2 separate regions of the Mus musculus genome follow, and region 1 is linked to region 2. Evidence: chromatin loops called from intact Hi-C (ENCODE). Cell type or tissue: heart. All regions are shown on one strand. Links, peaks and the distances in the headings refer to the core of each region. The heading gives the core; the rest is flanking DNA.

Region 1 (5,369 bases), core at 260-5,259, 60 kb before region 2:
TGCCTTTGATCACAGCACTGCCTGCTCTTGGACCATTCTCACACATTCTCTGCCGCTAAAACATCCCCCCAAAACATAGTGAACTGGGGGGCAATGGAGCGGGAATAACAGTATGGCGGCCTGAGACTAAGGCCAGTGCTCTCTAGCTCTCCCCATCCTCTGCTTTACGGGTCCAACAGGAAAGCAGCTATTTCACGAAAGATAGAAAGAATTCCTGGAATCTCTCCCAGCTCTGGATGCAGAGAAACCAACTGTGGTGGGGCAGAACAGGGAACACTTTCAGCCTGGCTTTGTTTTAGCAGGAAGACTGTTGTCCTGAGAAGAGACAGCTGCAGCCTCCCAGATATCAAAGTTTGAAAAAGAAATGCACAGGCTCTATGTCTCTAGCCCACCAGTGTGTCAGGCACAAAAAAACGGAGCCAGCCTTCTCTGGGCCAACCTTTAAACAGCCCAGTGGGCAGGAGAGATGGTGGAAGGTTAGTAGCAGAGGAATCCAGTTCAGTTCCCACATCAGGCGGCTCACAAGCACCTGGAACTTCGGCTCCAAGAAGATCCAACTCTTGATTTGCTTTGCTTGGTTTGGTTTTTGGAGACAGGGTTTCTCTGTGTAGCTGTAGAACAGGCTGACCTTGAACTCAGAAATCGACCTGCCTAAGCTTGTACCACCAAGAAACTTCTCTGGTCTCCATGGGCACCTGCACTTATGTGCACATAACTACACACATATACATATTTTAAAATAATAAAAACAAATCTAAAAAAATAAATAAATAAACTCAGCCCTGCAAAGAGTCAGCAATAGACACTGATGGATCCGACACAGCGTTTTTAGTAGAATTGGGTATCTGATGTAGGTAGGCTTCATAAAAAATTCCAATGGAAAGAAGAGAGAGATTCTAAGAGTTCTTCTTACATACTCAAGGATACTGAGTGACCATGCTACTCTGCAGACACTGGGATCTGCTGAGTATGGAAACAAAATCAAGAAACCCTCCCATCCATCCACATCTTGAATCAGAATGATCTGGTGACCTTTTTCTTCTTTCTCTTTCTCTCCTTCCCTTCTTTCTTCCTTCCTTCCTTCCTTCCTTCCTTCCTTCCTTCCTTCCTTCTTTCCCTTCTTCCTAAGATTTTTCCAGACAGGCTTTCTCTGTGTAGCCCTAGCTGTCCTGGAACTCACTCTGCAGACTAGGCTGGCCTAGAGCTCACAGAGATCTGCCTGTCTTTAGCCTCCCAAGTGCTAAAATTAAAAACATGTGCCACCACCACCCAGCTAACGTTTTCTTTTTAATCTTAGTAGTGATGTTCCCTCTTGACTCTGCCTTCCAAATCTCACCCAGTTTAAAACCCAGTATCTTAGCAGGGCATTGTGTTCTGTGCCTGGATGCCTGTAAACCCCGACGCATAGCAGGTGCAGGTAGGAGGATGTGGAGTCGAGGACAACCTGGGCTACATAGTCAGACCTTGGCCCCAGAACAAAGAACTTGGTTTCACATACGGCCAAACCACCCTAGTTGGGACAGGGAGACACAGCTAAGTTCAAGCCAGCCTCCCTGGCTGGTATCACCAAGATGAAGTCCCAGGTTCACCTCATTAAGGTCATAAGGACCCAACTCTCCCACTATAGCAATCAAAGGTTCTCGGGGTACAAAATAAGGAATTCTACCCATCTCTTTTCCAGAGTCCCGGTCTTGTCAAGCCACTGTGGCTGGCAAACACCCAGCAGGCCTCTGCCAGAAAAAAGGGTTCGGGAACAAACCAGCCAGTCACACAGTCTTCCTTCCTCCCTCCGCTCCTACTTAACAGGGTTTTCACCTCGCCACCCCCCCCCCCAGCCCCTTCGTCTCACTTCAAAGAACTTACTTATTCTCTATCTGAAACTCTCACTTCTATATTTGCTTGTTTTCCCCCTTCCAAGGGATCCACGAGGGTAGGGCACTTAGGGAACACGCAGTGCCTGGCAGCAGAGGCCGCTCAATAACTGGGCACAATTCAACAAGTGAACCGTCGAAGGCCTCACTTTGTGCCAGATGCGGGGCACTGGTGGGTGACGGGAGAGAGAGGGGGCGTTCTCTCGCTTTAGCCAAAAATGGCACAAAGAAGAAGCTGAAAGCCGAGGGGGTGGGGGGTTTCGGAGGGTTGGAGGTCCTTCAGGAGGACCCCAAAGTAGCTTGCCACAGTTCTTCCCGCCATGAACGCCCCCTGGCCTCGCCCCCCGCAGGCCCTGCGCTCACCCGCTGCAGCTCCATCTCGATCTCGCCGGCTTTGAGCACGATGGGTCCCCGCACAGCGTACTCCACCGCCTTCACCTGCGGGTTCATGGACTCCAGGGTGAGGATGCGGTCTCGAGGGCTGCGCTCCGGTCGCACCTTGAGCGCCGCCGAGGCTTCGGCTGCAGCGCTGCTGTGACTACGGCCCCAGGGGCCCGAGGCGCGGGGGCAGGAGCCCCGCCGCACCAGCACCGCTGCCCGCTGCATCGCGAACCTGCCGAGATTAGCCCTGGCCCAGAAAGAAGGAGAGCAAGACGTCACGCACAGCCCCAGGTGGACACCAGTCCCCCAAGAACCCAAGGCTCTCGGCCGGCAGCGCCAGCCTAGCTCCAGGGCTGTATTCCCACCCTCTGGTTACTGGGACCTTGCACCCTGCCACTGCAGCACCAAGACGCTACACCGCTAGGTTGCCGGAGCTGCGCCTAATGTGGGTATGCAACGTGCCTGTCGCCGCGGGACCGTCCGCACCGCTCCGGTTAAGGTGAGCCTGGGCTGCTCCCAAACCCGGTGGCCGGCCACCGCATCCTGGCGCCTGGCACCAGCACCTCCTGGCTCCCTGTATTCGCACACCCACCGCCGCCGACTCCGCCTCGGGCCTGCGCGCTGACTTCTGGGTCTTGTAGTTGTCTTGACCGTATCAACACTGCAGTGATGAACCGGATAAACTACAAGTCCTCTAAAGCCTGGCGCAGGCCAGACTGGGCTGGGCGGGGGGTGGGGAGCGGTCGTCTGGGCGGGGTCTTGGTGACAGAGAATCCCTACTTTAAGGCAGCGACTGTCCTTTCCAGAGGCTTTTGGAATTTTTTATTTGCTACTTGGCTGCTTCTCCCTAGATGCACACCCCGCCTCCCTTCACCCTCACCTCGGGACACCTACAGTGACGTGGGATGCGTGGTGATGCACTCTTCGCCTTGAGTTTCATCATCCCAGCCATATGGTTCTCCTAGCCACTCAGGGGCAGCTGGTTAGGAAGTAGGGCCACTGAAACTTGATATGCCACCCAGTCTCCTTCTCAGAATCAACGTTCTTGTTAGCAAAAATCTGTGTATGGGGAGGGTGGGGTGGGGGGATGGGGGTAGGGAGGTTGTAGGAAGGGACCACACACCAAGTGCTACAGTTTTGCATCACCTCTCTATCCGAAGGCCCACCTCACATCCATTGTATCCATTTTATTTTCTTTCTAGCCTTCCTAGCATCTAAAATTTACCTCATTTAGATACTTCTAGAGGACTCAGAAGGATAAAAACAATGTTTTTATTTTGTTTTGTTTTGTTTCTGTCCGTTGATTTCACAACATCTCTAACACTATATAGGCACTTAGTAAATATTTGTTGACTACACAGAACATGGTGGCAATTACTTTGGGCAAAAGTATCCAGCCAGTAGATCCCTCCACACATGCATTTTGCACATGCGGAGTGTATTAGAAAGAGTTCTCTAGAGTCACAGAACTATACAGTAAACAACAGCTATATAGTTGTCTCTATATAGTAAAGGAATTTGTTGATGGCATACATTCTGTAGTCCAACTCCCCATCAATGGTCAGCAGCAGCTGTGAATGGAAGTCCAAGGATCTAGCAGTTGCTCAGTCCCACATGGTAAGCAGGCAAAGAAGAGTGAATCTTCCTTCTTCCGATGTCCTTATGTAGGTCTCCAGCAGAAGGCATAGTCCAGATTAAAGGTGTGATGGCACACACCTTTAATCCCAGATAACAATGAACTCAGAGATCTCCCTGTCTTAATCTTCTGGGATTCATACCCACTATGCCTCAGAGAGCCTTCTAATTCTGGATTGCAGTTCATTCCAGATATAGTCAAGCTGAAAACCAGGAATAGCCACTACACGGAGCAAGCTTGGGACAAGACTAGGTTGAGTGTGCAATTGGTGCAAAGGTAGAAATGTAAGCTAGGGGGCTGGAGAGATGGCTCAGCGGTTAAGAGCACCAACTGTGCCCGGCGTGGTGGTGCACACCTTTAATCCCAGCACTCGGGAGGCAGAGGCAGGGGGATTTCTGAGTTCGAGGCCAGCCTGGTCTACAGAGTGAGTTCCAGGACAGCCAGGGCTATACAGAGAAACCCTGTCTCAAAAACCAAAACCAAAACCAAAAAAAAAAGCACCAACTGCTCTTCCAGAGGTCAATTCCTGGCAACCACATGGTGGCTCACAACCATCTGTAATGGGATCTGATGCCCTCTTCTGGTGTGTCTGAAGACAGCTACAGTGTACTCATATAAATAAAATAAAATAAATAAATCTTTTTTTAAAAAATTCCTTAAAAAAAATAAAAAAGAAAGAAATGTAAGCTAACAGGCTGAGCCACAAACTTCTGCAAGGAGGACATGATGGAGGACATGATGGAGGACATGATGAAGGACATGATGGAAGACATGATGGAGGACATGATGGAGTTGATTTCCTTCCCTCTGCCTCAGACTCCCTATCTGCAAAATAAATTGAGTTAAATGGCCTCCTTTTTCCCTTGGTGTCTTGAACATTTTGTAATTCTGGGAGTTTTGAGGCCAAACAGCCCAGAGTTTGCACAGTCGCAACAAACACATTTGTCTTATGAAACTTGGGAAAAGGAGACACTATTTATTCAGTGTAGGGGAGAGGCAGTATAGGGGAGACAGAAGCAGGAAATTGAGGTGGTGGTGGGCTGAGAATAATTGCACACAACCACTTTTGAGTCACCTGACTTCAAGCATGTCACTGTCCTCCTCATGTGTGAAATGGAGGCAGCAGTACCTACCATGAGCAACTGAGGAGAAAGTTCTGGTGGGACTTGGCAGAACTTGGATCCTGAAGTTACACCACACTCTTGTTGATCTCTCCTCAAGGGACTACCATACACTTTGATCAAACAAATCGATTACTCATGAAAGAGGAATGTGTCAGGGAGAACAGAAGCCAAAGATAGCTCTAAGTATTCCTTAGTAAACGAGTCTGACTTGTCAAGTCCCTGCAAAGAAGTTATTTATGTGGTATAGGAGGCTGCTGCTGCTTCTCTGTCATCTTCTCTTACAAGGAAAGAAATAGTTTATTAAGGGAGAGATGCAAAGAAGTAGAGAGGTGAGCCAGGCCTTCCCTGTGGGCTGCC
Region 2 (5,369 bases), core at 238-5,237:
CTCTCTCTCCTCTCTCTCCTCTCTCCCCTCTCTCCCCTCTCTCCCCTCTCTCCCCTCTCTCCCCTCTCTCCCCTCTCTCTCTCCTCTCTCTCTCTCTCTCTCTTTCTTTCCCCCGAGACAGGGTTTCTCTGTATAGCCTTGGCTGTCCTGGAACTCACTTTGTAGTCCAGGCTGGCCTCAAACTCAGAAATCCGCCTGCCTCTGCCTCCCAAGTGCTGGGATTTAAAGGCGTGCGCCACCGCTGCCCGGCTCCCTCCTTGCTCTCTTAAGCTTTTACTTTCCTCACACACTCTCTCTAAGCTCTTACTCTCTTAAGCTTTCACCTATCTTATTCTTTCTCTTCTTCTCTCTCTCTTTCCCCCTTCTCTCCTCTTGGCTCTGACTGGTCTCTCACTCTCTCTTTTACCTTCTCTTTTTCCCCTTGCCGTTCTACAATAAAGCTCTAAAACCATAGACTGTTCATCAAGGCCCGCTGTGCTTGGACGATGGGATGGACTTTCTTCTAAGGAGCCACTTCTAACCTCCTGTCAGAAGGCCTTCCTGTGTTCCACCCATGAACTGGACTAAAGACTCTCGCCTGCATGGGAACCTCTCTCCCTCTGCCCTCTTCTGGTATCTCTGGGGCGAGAGTGTGTTTTCTCAGCTCCTCTGCTGTATCCAGCGTGGGATGATGGAGACTGAGAACCTGGTACGGGGGCTGCCCCTTGCCCATCCCTCCGCTGTGTGGGATCAGTGGCTTCACACAGCCAGATGCCCACTCAGAGCTGCGTGGAAAGCGTTCTGCAGTCCTCCCGCATCTGCCGCCCAGAGCACAGGAACTCTGGCGGGTCGCGGGCACTCTCTCCTACTCCCCTCTTCCCCTACACCCAGAGCCCCGCAATAGAGAGTAAATATTCTCATGAATGAAGCACAGTAAAGAAAGATACGATCAAGTGAAGACTAAAACCTTCAGATCAATCACTATGCCCTTCAGCTTCACCTTCAGCCTCTTGGTTTGGGATGGACTCATCTGAGATCCTTGGACAGGCCCAGTCTTCCCCTATCCCAACTACAGCTCATGTGATGCTGCTTCTGGTCCAGTTCTCCAAGCCCAGAGCTTTTCCTCATGCATGTACCATGCTTGTGGCATCTCTAATATTTTGGGGTCTCTGTTGAAACTAAGGATTCACCTTGACAGCTTTTGAAAATAGTCTTTTGGTGCCGCCTTGCAGGAAATCTGATCCTGCCATGCATGCCTGGTCTCTGCAGCTTGTAGTACAAGGCTTGGTGGCCCCTCATACTTACACCTCTCTCTTTTTAAATAATCAAATTTTAATGGAATGCCATGAATCTTGACAAGAAATTCATTTTTTTAATCTGCCAGAATACATAAAACTTTTGCACAAATGTTACACACATATGCAGAGAGAGAGAGAGAGAGAGAGAGACTTTGAGAGACTTTGTTTACACAAAAGGCCTCTGTCTTGTTCCAGGAATTTAGTGGCATGGAACAGTAATTCCCTGCCCTCCACCCACATTCGTGTGTCAATTCTTTTCCAACTTGGCAATCAAACAGGACTGTGAGTTCTGACCCCAGCTGATACAGAAAAATCACTAACTCTAAGCCCACTTTCTTTCTTCCTGTGATCCATCTCCCTAGTGTGCCCTCTTTTCTTTCTTTTTTTCTTTTTTTTTAGATAGGGTTTCTCTGTATAGCTCTGGCTGTCCTGGAACTCACTTTGTAGACCATGCTGGCCTCGAACTCAGAAATCCGACTGCCTCTGCCTCCTGAGTGCTGGGATTAAAAGCGTGCAGACACCACACCGGGCTTAGTGTGCCCTCTTGAGAGAGTAAAGGTCGTGTGTGTGTCCAGGCAGTGAACATTACATTTCTCTTACTTGCAAGACCAGTAGCCCAAGATAATGCTGTCAGCTCCAGATGTCATCTGCTCCCTTTGATCCAAAGTGGCAGAAGTTTTGTGTCCCTTCAAGGCTGATCCTGGAGACTTCCTTAGGGGGTTATTTGGGATTGGGGAACCCTTGTGTTAAGGACTCTATTCACACACACACTTCTTTTAACTGACTTTACATTTTCACACGTTTAGATTTTTTTTTTTTGGACAGGTAGTGTCTTTGTCCTGAGATACCTTTCCTATAGTACAGAGTATGAGGAGTCTCTTTAACAATGGCAGATGCTCTGTGTGTTACCCCTCCCTTTTCTGCAACTTTATACCCAGCTCATGCTCCTTTCTTCATCAAACTACAGTTTAAAAATATCTCTCTGCTCTCTCACTGTAGATCTGAACAAGAGCAGTGAAAGCTGGGATGATAGGAGTGCACAGCATTTTGTTTCACTTTTCAAATAATTTGCTTTTAATTTTAAACTACTCAGTATCAGTGATACACAAGATGAAACCAGACCAACCTCTCCACCCCCTCCAAAAACAAAGCCTTGTAGACTGTTCCTTGAAGGCAGACATTTCTTATTCGGTGTGCTTAATAGTGGATCGTAGGCAATTATTTAATGAATAGTGAAGTTTATACCCCTGACGCTGGAAGCCTAGGGGTTTCATCGAGTGTCTATTATAATTTCTCTCGGATTAGCATTGCTGACATTTGCAGAGAGGTTTTCCGTTGCCAGTAACCATTTCAGGCTCTGGTTCTGGGGCCGACGAGGGGGCGTGCCCAGCACCAGGGCTCGGCCCACCTGTGCGTTGGTTGGTGGAGTCTCGTCGGAGCCACGCCCCCGAGCGGTCCACCGCCTTAGAGGGCGTGGCGATGGGACTTCCCTGGAAGGGCCGCGGCGCCCCCCTCCTCCAACCCGCACGCAGCCCCGCGCACGCGCACGCGCGCCTCCACGGCTGGGTCGCGGCTGGAGTGAGGACGCGCTGTGTGGAGCAGCGGAGGCACGGCGCTGCTTCCACCGCTGCTCAGGAGGGGAGCATGTCTGCAACTCGAGCCAAGAAAGTGAAGATGGCCACCAAATCGTGCCCCGAGTGCGACCAACAGGTGGGCTGGGCCGGCGCGAGCGGGCGGGGCGGGCAGGGCGGGTGGCCGTTGCTCGGCGGCGGTTGGCGGTGCGCGGCGGCCCGCGGGCGGCGGGGGCCTGGGAGCGGGGACCCGGCGCTGCCCCTTCTGGTCCCGGGCCGGCCCGCGGACCCCTGCCGCCCCGCATGGCTTTGTTCGCGGTTGGGGAGAGTGCGGTGCTGCTTCTCAGCTGTCGCTCCCCGCCACCTGGGTGGCAGCATAAAGCAGACAAAAGGACAGTAATGGTGCTAACTTTTTTGCAAATTTGTGGACTTCCGGAACGCCGCAAAAAAACCAACCAGTTTGATGTGTGGTTTCTAGTCCTTCCACTACGTTGTTAACGGAACACGGTTCGAATAAAGTCGGCGTTGAGGCTCTTCCTCTCTGCGTGTGCCCCGTCCCATTCGTGCTATTTACTGTTGTAAATTTGACATGTCTGCTTACAGATTTTTTTTTTAAATATGCGGATTCGTGAATTTGAAATCATTCATATTTAGACTGAACTCATGGAGTAATAGTCGTAATTTTTAAAAAAATCATTTTTCTTTTCCTACATTTAAGTACGCCTAATTATAGTGTGATGAACAAAAACTCATTCCATTAAAATCATCCTTAGGCCTTCATGCCGGCATGCAGATCTGGCTGTACTTCTTTTTCCTGAATCTTCCTAAAATGACTACCTCTCTCTCTTCCCCTCCCCCCTCCTTCTCTCTGGAGTAATTGGAAATGGGTGGAGACTTAAAATCTGATTTAAGTATATTATTTAGGGCGTGTCCTTGTAGGTTTATTAAAATCTTTAAACAAAAAAGTTACATGTTTTATTCAGTATGATTTATAGGCAATGTTTAAAAATGCTGATGATGGAAAGTTGTGCAAGTTTAGTCGATAGAGCATACCAGTCTGCAATATCAAAACAGTCATGTTTTCCAAAATGTAGAGTTACGTTCATTCTTTCCACCCAACTAAATTGTAGCAAACTTGCACTTTGTGATCAGTCTGTTGGCAGATTACTTTGATGTTTAAATAATTTTCAGTTAAGGCTTTTACAGTATGAATTATGCATTCTGTTTCTGTAGGGCACAAGTCCCTTGTTTTACTTGGCATAAAATAATCTTTTGGGGAAAATATCTGTTTTTAATTTCCTGGTTATTGGCCAGTGAGATGGCTTTAGGTGGTAAAGGTGCTTTCTGCTCAAGCCTGACTACCTGAGGTAGATCCCTGTAAAGGTGGAAGGAGAGAACGGCTGTACGGTTAACCTCTGACCTCCACACCCGTGCTGCGATGCTCACACCTACACAATCACACACATTGATGAGTTAAAAAGAAAAACAAAAAACCCCTGAAAATTGAAAAAGGCAAAAGACAAACAAACAAACAAACAAAAAAACCCTGGTTAAAGGAAGAGCAGAAGACGTTAGCTTTTAGACTTGAGGCTGTAAAACAAACCAGAGTTTTATTTGGAGAGATGACATTTACTTTGCTATACAATATAATATCCCCCCCCCTTTTTTTTTTTCTTTTTGGTTTGTGCCTGGGAGCCTGGGAGGCAGAGAAGAGCCTGGGGCAGTCTGCTCTCTGCTTGCATCCTGTAAGGCCCCCTGGGTTGGGACTGAGATTTCCTGCCTAGCCGTTTCCCAGGCTCCACATTGCATTCCTTCCTCCAAAGTCAGCTCTGGCTTGGTTTTAGATGCAATAATAAAATACCCCGGACTGGATATGAGTAATGAACATTAATCTGCTTGGCCACAGTTCTGATGGAAGTTCAAGGCCAGGCTGGGTTCTAGTGAGAATTCTGGCTTGTAGATACCCGCTGCCTCCTTGGTGTTCTCCTGTGGCAGTGACTGCTCTAGTCTCATTTAAGGTCACTAATCCCGTTAGGAGCTTCCCACTTCACTTAAACTCAATTATCTTTGGGACAGCCTTACTTGGAAATACCATCACAGTGGGGTTTAGGGAGTCATTATGCAAATTTTGGAAAGTGAACACATTTAATCTTTTAGAAGCTAGGAAATTGGTTTTTTATTTGGTCTTTTATTCTTTTTTTATTTTGTTTTGTTTTGTTGATTTTTTTTTTTTTTTTTGAGACAGGGTTTCTCTCTGTAGCCTTGGCTGTCCTGGAACTCACTTTGTAGACCAGGCTGGCCTTGAACTCAGAAATCCGACTGCCTCTGCCTACCAAGTGCTGGGATTAAAGGCGTGCGCCACCACGCCCTGATGGCATCTTTTATTCTTAATACTGAAGAGAATATACATGATGACAAATTAATTTTTGGTGATTCCCCAATGGTAGTGTTCAAAAACCAAGGCCTTGAGCCCTTTGTTGATATATACATATTAATTATAGTGTGTGTTATTAATATATTA

Evidence for each region. A loop is a pair of places that touch in the nucleus more often than their neighbours do. Peaks named below come from ENCODE experiments on the same cell type or tissue, not always from the same donor. Only the 100,000 strongest peaks of a DNase experiment are listed, where the experiment ranks them.
Region 1: it touches region 2 in a loop (2.2-fold over the local background); 1 of 42 quality-filtered maps calls a loop at or near these places.

What each region holds. Positions count from the first base shown.
Region 1 is chr8:85,490,035-85,495,403 of GRCm38, reverse strand. Gpt2 (glutamic pyruvate transaminase (alanine aminotransferase) 2) reads right to left here and starts at 2,828. Exons shown (of 12, transcript NM_173866.4): 1 at 2,715-2,828; 2 at 2,235-2,499. The coding sequence starts at 2,477. In heart, for the core only: a CTCF peak has its summit at 2,739; a DNase peak (open chromatin) is centred at 2,883; H3K4me3 peaks cover 2,259 bases; H3K27ac peaks cover 1,635 bases; H3K27me3 peaks cover 939 bases.
Region 2 is chr8:85,430,277-85,435,645 of GRCm38, reverse strand. 4921524J17Rik (RIKEN cDNA 4921524J17 gene) reads left to right here and starts at 2,805. Exons shown (of 4, transcript NM_025722.3): 1 at 2,805-2,987. The coding sequence starts at 2,922. In heart, for the core only: a CTCF peak has its summit at 2,878; DNase peaks (open chromatin) are centred at 2,765 and 4,655; H3K4me3 peaks cover 3,452 bases; H3K27ac peaks cover 3,402 bases.